2 separate regions of the Homo sapiens genome follow, and region 2 is linked to region 1. Evidence: chromatin loops called from intact Hi-C (ENCODE). Cell type or tissue: Caco-2. All regions are shown on one strand. Each heading gives the region's core, and the rest is flanking DNA. Links, peaks and the distances in the headings are about the cores only.

Region 1 (4,389 bases), core at 295-4,294:
CCTGACCACATCCCTGCATACCTAAGAGGCATTACAAACCCGATTGCCCACCTTCACCCTCCACCAGCTGTTGCTTCTCCCATCTCAGTTAACCAAAGCACCATTCAACACATTGCTTAGATAAAAACCCAGGAATCTTCCTTCATTCCTCTTTCCTTCATCTGCCACATCCAATTCATCAAAAAGGCCTGTCATTTTAGCCTCCAAAAATGCACCAAATGTATATTTTCTTCATCTGCGCTGTTGTCACACCGCTCCAAGCCACCATCATCTCTGGCTTGGGTGACATCTCCAACAAGGCATCCTGCTTCCACTCTTTCCCTGTGTGGTCCATTCACTACATGGCAGCCAGAGTGACCTTTTATAAAATGTGAGATTATAGCATTCTACCACTACAGACTTTCCAACAGCTTCCTTGAAATTAGAATCAAGTCCCAGGATCCTAACCATGACCTGCAAGACCCCCACGACCTGGCCCCTCTCTTTCTCTCTGACCTCACCTCGTGTGACTCTCCCTCTTTCACTGTGCGCCTAGCAAACGGCCTTCTTTCTGGCTCCCAAGAAGTTGCATGCTCAGGGCCTTTGCGCTTGCTGACCCCCCTGCTCCCCAGATCTGTGCATGACTGATTCCCACGCATCCCTCATTCTCAGTTCAAATGGCACCTCCTCAGAAAGGTGAGACCCCATCATTACCAATCCCATTGTCCTGTCTTATTTTCTTCATAGTATTTATCACGGGCTGAAATATTTTTGTTTATTTGTTCATATGATTGACTGACTTCCAACTGGAATGTAAGCTCCATGTGAAAAGGGACTGATTTCTCTCTTTTTAGTCCTGGAGCTCAGAATAAATGAAGTGACAAAAGGGAAAAACTAGGTATGACTCAGGGCCCCGGGGATATGGGTTTGGGGTAAGGATCAGGCCAGGGCAGGGCCAGAACAAGGCAGAATAAGGGGCTTGGGCACCCCCGCCCAGTCCTTCCTGATGGGGCCCCACTGCTCACTGGTGTGACTTGCCACAGGAGGACTCCACCAGAGGCATGAATGAGATAAGGCACCTTGGCAGCTCCTCCTAATTCTAAGAGACTGCAGCTACTGGACTGTTCACCAGCATGTATATTGCTGCCAGGGTGAGTCCCCGGGATAGTTATTTCTATGCACTAGGCTATGGTGGCCAGTTGTTCAATCAAACACCAGTCTAGACATTGCTGTGAAGGTGATTTTGGCATGTAATTAACATTTGAATCAGTAGACTTTGAGTAAAGCAGATTACACTCCATACTGCCGTGGGCCTTAGCTCATCAGTTTAAGGCCTTAAGAGCAAAGACTGAGAGTTCTTGAAACAGAAGGAATTCAGCCTTAAGACTGCAATATAGGAATTTCCTGAGTTTCCAGCCTGCCAGCTTTCCCTACAAATTTCAGACTAGCCAACCCCACAATCATGTGAGCCAGTTCCCTAAAACAAATTCTCTTTCTCTCTCCTTCCCTCTCTCTCCCTCGCTTCCCCCCTCCCCCTCTCTTCCTCCTGTATGTATGTGTGTATCTATATACTCGATAGGATATATATCCAATAGGGTGGATGGGTAGATATCTTACTGGTTCTGTTTCTCTAGAGAGCCCTGACTAATAATACACTCCTTTCCTCTACTTCATCCTCAGAGAAGGAAGTAGCCTGAGGTGTCTTCCAGGGAAAATCAAATAAGAGTGAGGTCACTGTGAACATCCCAGAAGTGCCATGGCTCTCTTCTCAAACATGAAGAGCCCCAGGGTACCAGCCTGTGCATCATCCTGCAAGCCTGTCCTGCAATCCTTCCAGGAATAGCCTGGCTTGTGGCCTAATGCTCAGGCGGTCCCCTGACTGATGAGATAATACTATCAGAAAATGAATCTAGTTTTAAAAGAATGTTGATAAATGCAGCAAACACGCACTCAACAGATTACATATCAATGCTAAAGAGTGACCAAAGCCTCTCTTCTCGTCAGATGTAGTCATTCATTCACCCACTCAACAAATATTTATTGAAAGCCTGCATGTGCCAGACATTCTTCTAGGCATCGGGAATGCAGCAGCAAACAAAACAGTGACATTCAGGCAGAGAGAGATAGACAGTAAAGAGATTGATACAGAATATGTTATGTGGTGATGATAAAGAGCTACGAAGAAAAATTAATCATGGTAAGGCGAGTGGGAGTGTGAGTGAAGAAAGTGTCTAATTGATGTGGGGTGTGTAGAGAAAGCCTCTTTGTTAAGGGAGCCTCTGAACGGAGGCCTAGAAGGAGTGAGGGAGTGAGCCAGGCGGCACTGTGCAAGAAGAGCGTCCCAACAGAGGGCCCAGCAGATGTGAAGCCGCGTGGCATGGCACGCTGGCATCTTCCAGGAACAAGGAGGCCAGTGCAGCCAAAATAGAGTACACAAAAGAGAGTCCAGGAGAAGGGGTGGGAGGCCAAGTCATAGAGGGTCTTAAGTCCATGAGAAGAACTTTGGATCTTACTGAGGAAGTCGGAAGGCCTTTGGAGTTTTTGTCCAGGGGAGGAATACTAACTCCATAAAACTCATAAGAGGTAGAGAGAAAAGAAAGGGGCAGGGGTGGTTTTACTTCCAGCACTTCTGTGCCAGCCACTCCTAGGCCACATATGCCCCAAAGAGGCCTCCGCGATTGAATTTTCAACAGCTGCTGCCTTGCCTCCCATTTATGTTGCCTCATCCATACAGGACCAGTTTTAGCTTCAGGGTGACACACCTAGGGGTGGGAGAAGGGTGATGGAGGGAGGAGGACCATCGGGGCCACACTGACCCCCATCTCCACAAGTTTATGCTGCTGCTTTCAATGCTGCTTCCTCTAATCTTTTTTCATCATTATCTTAATAACTGTCGTGCCACTATACCACCTCGAAAACTGTCTTCCAGAAATGTCCCATGGAGACAGTGGCTCCCCCTTTCCTGGCCCTCTGGAGTGTTGATCCTCACCCCAGCCCTCCTCTTTCATGCTCAGGACCACAGCCCTGTGGCTCCAAAAAGGACCTTCTGGGTCAGTGCACAGAGCACTTAGAAGCACCCTTGCCCCTTCCTCACTTACTTCCTGTTCCTCCATCAGCATTCTACAGCTCTGGCCAACACCAACAGCCTCTACTCAATACGGTGCTTCATTCCACTGTGGGAGGGAAAGTGAGGAAATAAAAATATGACAAAGGAAGAGAGAGCTGAGAGAGAAAGCCAGAGGAGAGGAGAGGCACGATTCAGGAAGGAACTGCTGAGACACTTCACCCCTGAAGGAGCTCAGGAATCACTACATCTGGTAAGCAGGGACAAGGAGCTCATCAGAAAAGACTCTGCTTCCTCAAGTGTGTCCTCTAAAGCCAAGAAGAGTGGCAGCAGGAATCTCCATGGTAGGGGGAAGGAGGTCCCTGAGGTCAAGTTGGGAACTTTTTTATTTTATTTTATTTTATTTTTTTGACATGCAGAAGGGTTCAGCAGGTAAAGGGAAAACTGTACCTATCGAAGTCCTATCCTTTTCACAAGTACCAGCCCAGATGCCCCAAGAAAACAGCCCACATCTCCAAATGGGAATGAACATCTCCCTCCTTCTCTATCCCAGAGAGCTCAGCCATAGAGAATCCAGAGCCCTAGGCAGGAAATATTCTTCCTGGCAGCCAGAGAAGCATGTCGTGTTCTCCTGCCACACCAAAATGACATTTTCTCCTCCCTTTCCAATTCTACCTTTCCTGCCTTGAATATTAGACTGACTCAGTGCCCCTGTTCCTCCACATCACGTGATGCTCTGCGTGGGTTTCTCAGGGGTGAAGGGTTGACTCAGCCTGGCTGCCTGAACCCACTTTCCAGCTCTCTGGCCCGCGGCACATCCTCAGCATGGCCTCCACACCACAAAGCAAGATGCGCCCTCTCTGCCTTCACTGCATTCAAATCCAAAAGAATTTTTCCATGATTTGTCACTTTCAGAGAGGGCTTACATAAAGAGTAGTTGTTTCCAGAGCAAAGCAAAGAATAATCAATGGAATTTAAAACAATCCTAAGAAAGGCCAGCCCCAGTGGAGCCAAGAAAGTTCTCCTGCCCCAGTTGAATCACTATTATGCACAGTCCTGGCCCTGCAGGAACCCAAGAGCCCTCATATTGGAAGGGTATTCCAGGTCCCCCACCCCTGATGCCTTTACTCAAGTCTGTTTGAAAGACCTTAGCTTTAGTGCAAGGCTCCCAGGGAAACAGATAAGAGGGTGTCCCTCCTACCTTACCTATTCTCCATATGCTGACAATTCAGCTTTCGCTCCAGCCCAAGCCTCTTCTGAGTTCCAGTCTCATTTATTCAAGTGCCTACCTGACCTTCGTGGATGTCTAACGGAGATCTCAAACTTAACATGCTCAAATCCGAACT
Region 2 (4,389 bases), core at 100-4,099, 67 kb after region 1:
TCACAGGGATTCCTGACTTGGCAGCAGTTCATGTAAAAAACAACTGGGCTTTTAATTGACCATGGATTCATTATGAGGCATTATTGGAATGTGACTGATAAAAACAAGATTAGGGCAATTCTTGACCACAGCCATAAATCTAGTGTCCCGATAAGAGGGTGGCAGCTCAATCCTGTTCTGGTCAGACCACACTGGAGTTCTATTTTCATTTCTAAGCATCCATTTCACAGTTGGAACATGGCACCCTTGACCCACTTTTGTGAAGTAATGTTTTCTCACACTCCTTTTCCATCCTGTGTTCTAGCATACTCTCAAGTGCAGTATGCTAACACTAGGACAAATGAGCTCTACCCTTGTAATACAGCACAACTGCAAAGCAGTAATGTCATGTGAATCAAGTTCCTTCAGATTTCAGTCATGTCAGCTTTTTGTTAATTTTTCTTTTATTGCAGTCTCCTCTCCCTGGTGACTTAGGCTAAATCTGGGGGTAATGAAATGACCGAAATCTGACTTACAGCCACTGTGTGTACTCCAAATGATTCCTCCTTCCTATTAGTCATAACATAACCCTTTGTCCTTGAACCAGGCTGCTCTGCCTAGTTTCCTGTTCTTCATGCAAAAACTCCAAGAAACCAGCCTTGCCAACCTCCGATAGGAGTCTAAAGCTACCATTTAGTCTGAAAACTGAGATCTGTGCTACACTTGAATGCAAAGTCATCAGAATTAGCTTACACAAGTTCCCCTTTCTCCCTCTGGCATATACTTCCACTCCTTTGCCATCCCAGCTTTGACTTCCCTTTCTTCTTCAGCCCTAATGAGAACTGGGAGTGCGAAAAAATGTAAGGAAGAAAGGAGGAAAAAGAAGAAAGACAGGAGAGATTAATCTCGATCCCAAAGATAGGTAGGACCTTTTGTTATTACACCAGCAAGTCATGGTTCTCTCCTTTCTTCCCTCTTTGTCTCCCAACCCTCTTCAACATGTATACTTGCCAAGGGCTAGGGAAACCCCAGCTTACAAGATCTACTCCCTCTAAAGGGACTGATCCTAAAATTAAAGCCAGTCCAGAGGGGCCACCTTTCTAGCCCAGGCAAGATATTCAAGCCTCAAACCAGGTTAAGGTCGTGTTGGAGTCCACACATGCCCTCTTCTTCCCTATCCAACAAAGGCCTGAGAAACTATGGTCTTTTCCATTAATGCCCTTGGACTGGAAGGGCAGGGGTCATATATAAATTCTGTGCTAAATACTATGAATTTTTTTTCTTTTTTCAGCATGAGACAGATACTGTGAATGCTATATCCCATTTAATGCCCATAGTAAATCCTGTGCTATAATGTATTAATTAAGATGGCTTCCATTAAAAGGAGCAGAAAGCTCAACTCACTATGGGTTACTAAGTGAAGGAGATGATTGGTTTATACAATAGAAGTATGACAGGATTGAGGATGGGTCCATTTAGGAGTTCAACAACTTTATCAGGGAGTTCTATTTTCCATCACTCCACTCTGCCATTCACAATGAGAGCTTCCATCTAGGGCTTGCCCCTGTTTTAGTCTCAGAGTGGCTTTCTATTGCTGCTGAGACTGCATATGTCTCCCACTTTTATCTAGCAGGAGAAAGGGAACTTGTTTTTCTGGAAATAAGCCAGTAAACTTATGCAAACTCATTGGCCTGAATTGCTAGTGAGACCACATATGTGTCCCATTCTTATCTAGCAGGAAAAAGGAAATTTGTTTTTCTGGAAATAAGCCAATAAACTTATGCAAGCTCACTGGCCTGAATTAGGCCAGCACCCATCACTGGGTCCTGTAATAGTGGCCTTAAAATGGAATTGCACTAGGCCTGAGTCTTCAGGAGTGGAGTGGTCTATTGGGGGAGATGTGGATACCCTAACAAAAGTCATGGTAGTTACCAAGAGAAGAACAAGGGCTGGGGAGGCAACTCCAAGGCTCTCTTAGCTACATATTATCCTATTTTTCAGAGGAGAAACTGAAGCTTGGAGATGCTGCTGTGTGTAATGATAGAGCCAGGACTCTCACCCTTCCCTACACCAGGTTATCTTGAAGAAACAAACCAAAGAAAAGCCGGAATGGTCATCCCTTCACTTTCAGCCTAAAACATGTAGATAGGAAAGAGAAGCAGGGATTTCATGAGACTGGGAAAATCTCAGCCACTGTGCACCCAGGAGCTACTGAATCTACCTACTCCACAAAGCTGAGGCAGCTTTGAACCTTCACATCACCTGGAACCATGCCTAGCTCAGCAACTATTTGTAAACTGAAGAGCAGAGACTACAAAGGTATTACCCATAATGATGAGTTCTAGAGCACTGTTTCCCCAGCCCATTCTGGGTTAAATCAGAGGTGTGGGCTAGCCTGGGAACCTTGCCACACTGCATAACATTGCTCCTCCTGGGGAATGTCTTCCGAGTTCTAAAGGACAGATTTGCAAATAGACTTCTGGAGTACAGCCCCATCCACTGCTGGGAACTGCCTTTGTTTGACTTGTTTATTCAGGAGAGCTTCTCTGGACTTTCACCCAGCCGCTGCCTGGCAGGAGGTGACCTGGCTTTAGCCAACAGTGGGTGGGGACAGCAGGAGAGCAGCTTCTGCTCAGTGCTAACTGGACACAAAGCTATACCATAGGAAGGGGGAAGGGCAGAGTATTCAAAGGCCATAAGACAGCTAGTCTTTGACAAGGGACCTCATTTAAGGAGCATGAGTCTCCCTGTCTCACTTCTACCTGGTGGAAGAGTGAGACAAAATTAACTTACATGACTTGAAAGGCTTTTGCAATTTTTGAGGGCCACTGAGTATAAATTTTCCAATAAGCAGCTGTTGGCTTTTGTTCCTGCTGAGGTCTCTCACAAGGCAGCATCAGGTTTGAGTGTCATGGCCTGCCATGGCCCCACTGGCCTTGAGGGTTTCTGTGGCCTATTTTAAGCAATTTTACTGTTCATGGTCCTGGCAAACATATCCATTTTTCTGACAATATTTATAGTCTGATGTAAGTGTGAACTAGATAATGACCTTTTCAAGTCATGGCACAATGTTCTGTTTAAAGTTTTCATTTTTTTGCTCAGAACATCTGCAAGATCCTTTGACCCTTCTGCATGGTCTCTTGGAGATTTTCCTAACTTTCTGACCACTTGTGGGGATAGAGGGGTGAATGATGGGCAGACCCTTCACGTGTCTTGGGTCATGTGAGCATCTGAGCCTACAGAGAACACTCCTTTTGCTTCTGAAGCTCTTGCAGCCCGTTCTGAGAAATGTAATGCTGACCAGTTCATCTCAGGCATTTCTTTCTCTCCGGACATTATAGGATCACCCTCAAAACACGTGTGAGGGCACATACATCATCAGCTTCCCATAGTGAGTAGTTCCTAGGACTTGGATAACATTTCAAGCTTGACATGGCTAAAACAATACCATATCTGCAGTTAACTTTAGGTGACTCACCAGAAGAGCTATTTTAAACAAATTTGTAGCGACTAAGATTACATTTGTTCTATGAAAAACAGACTGAAAGGACAAAAGGCTAATGCAATATTTTTGAAACGCTCTTTTTAAGCTCAATGAAGTCCTGCTGTATTTTCTTGACAGCATCCTAGTTACCAGGCATAACAGGAGGGGCAATAACTGGTATCTAAACCACTCAAGAAACAAGCATGTCTTGACACCATCCAGCAGGAGTATATGTTCATCAGAAGACAGGTTTGTAGAAATAGTGATGGCCATGTTCATCTAGTCACCAGGGATTCTAATGTATTCCCTTTCAAAATAATATTGGTCAGGCTAGAGCTCTGGTAGCCTTGTGAAGGGTATGGTTTACCAGTCACCTGGCCTGCCTTAAGGTCATCTTCAGTTCTCCTGGCAATTACTATACTCTCTTCTCTATCCCAGAGTGCAGACACATTTCTGTATTTAGTTCAAAGAAAATCAACAGCACAAATTCATAGGGATTCCTGACAAAGCCAGAAGGTCAGAGCTAGAAGCAGATTGGGGCTTCTAGCTCTGACCTTTCAGCTGAGACAAGATTTCTAAGGGGAGAAGAATGAACAGATGTGAGGAATGGGGTGCTCTCATGCTACTCAAATGAAGCACAAAGGTAAACACCAACCTCATTATTCTCCTGAGAAGTTGCTTATTTTCCTGGGGTGGGGAACCTGGGGGCAGGCAGAACCTTCAAGGCCTGAGAACTATCAAGAGACTCTTTAGGAGGCGAGGAGAAGCTGAAACCACTATCCCAACCCAGTTCTCCTGAGTTTTCCTTCCTGCTTCGGGTTTCCCACTTCATTTCCCATTGCCGTGGCATCATGTCAGCCCCTACCTGTGAGGAGATACTGACATTTCTTTAGTGTTATACAAACTCCTTCCCTGAACTCTTCTTC

The links. Peaks named below come from ENCODE experiments on the same cell type or tissue, not always from the same donor. Only the 100,000 strongest peaks of a DNase experiment are listed, where the experiment ranks them.
Region 2: a loop joins it to region 1, with 5 times the contacts of the local background. A loop is called at or near these places in 4 of 110 quality-filtered maps.

The regions. Positions count from the first base shown.
Region 1 is chr11:10,392,349-10,396,737 of GRCh38, reverse strand. All of the region lies in intron 2 of CAND1.11 (a long non-coding RNA gene), which reads right to left. Among named protein-coding and RNA genes, the nearest start is that of AMPD3, 61 kb to the left of the region's middle. RefSeq lists an enhancer at 3,545-4,389. In Caco-2, for the core only: no CTCF peak of the experiment used is centred there; a DNase peak (open chromatin) is centred at 1,797.
Region 2 is chr11:10,324,751-10,329,139 of GRCh38, reverse strand. The region is part of intron 1 of CAND1.11 (a long non-coding RNA gene); the gene reads right to left. Among named protein-coding and RNA genes, the nearest start is that of CAND1.11, 19 kb to the right of the region's middle. RefSeq lists a silencer at 124-418. In Caco-2, for the core only: no CTCF peak of the experiment used is centred there; DNase peaks (open chromatin) are centred at 169 and 2,539.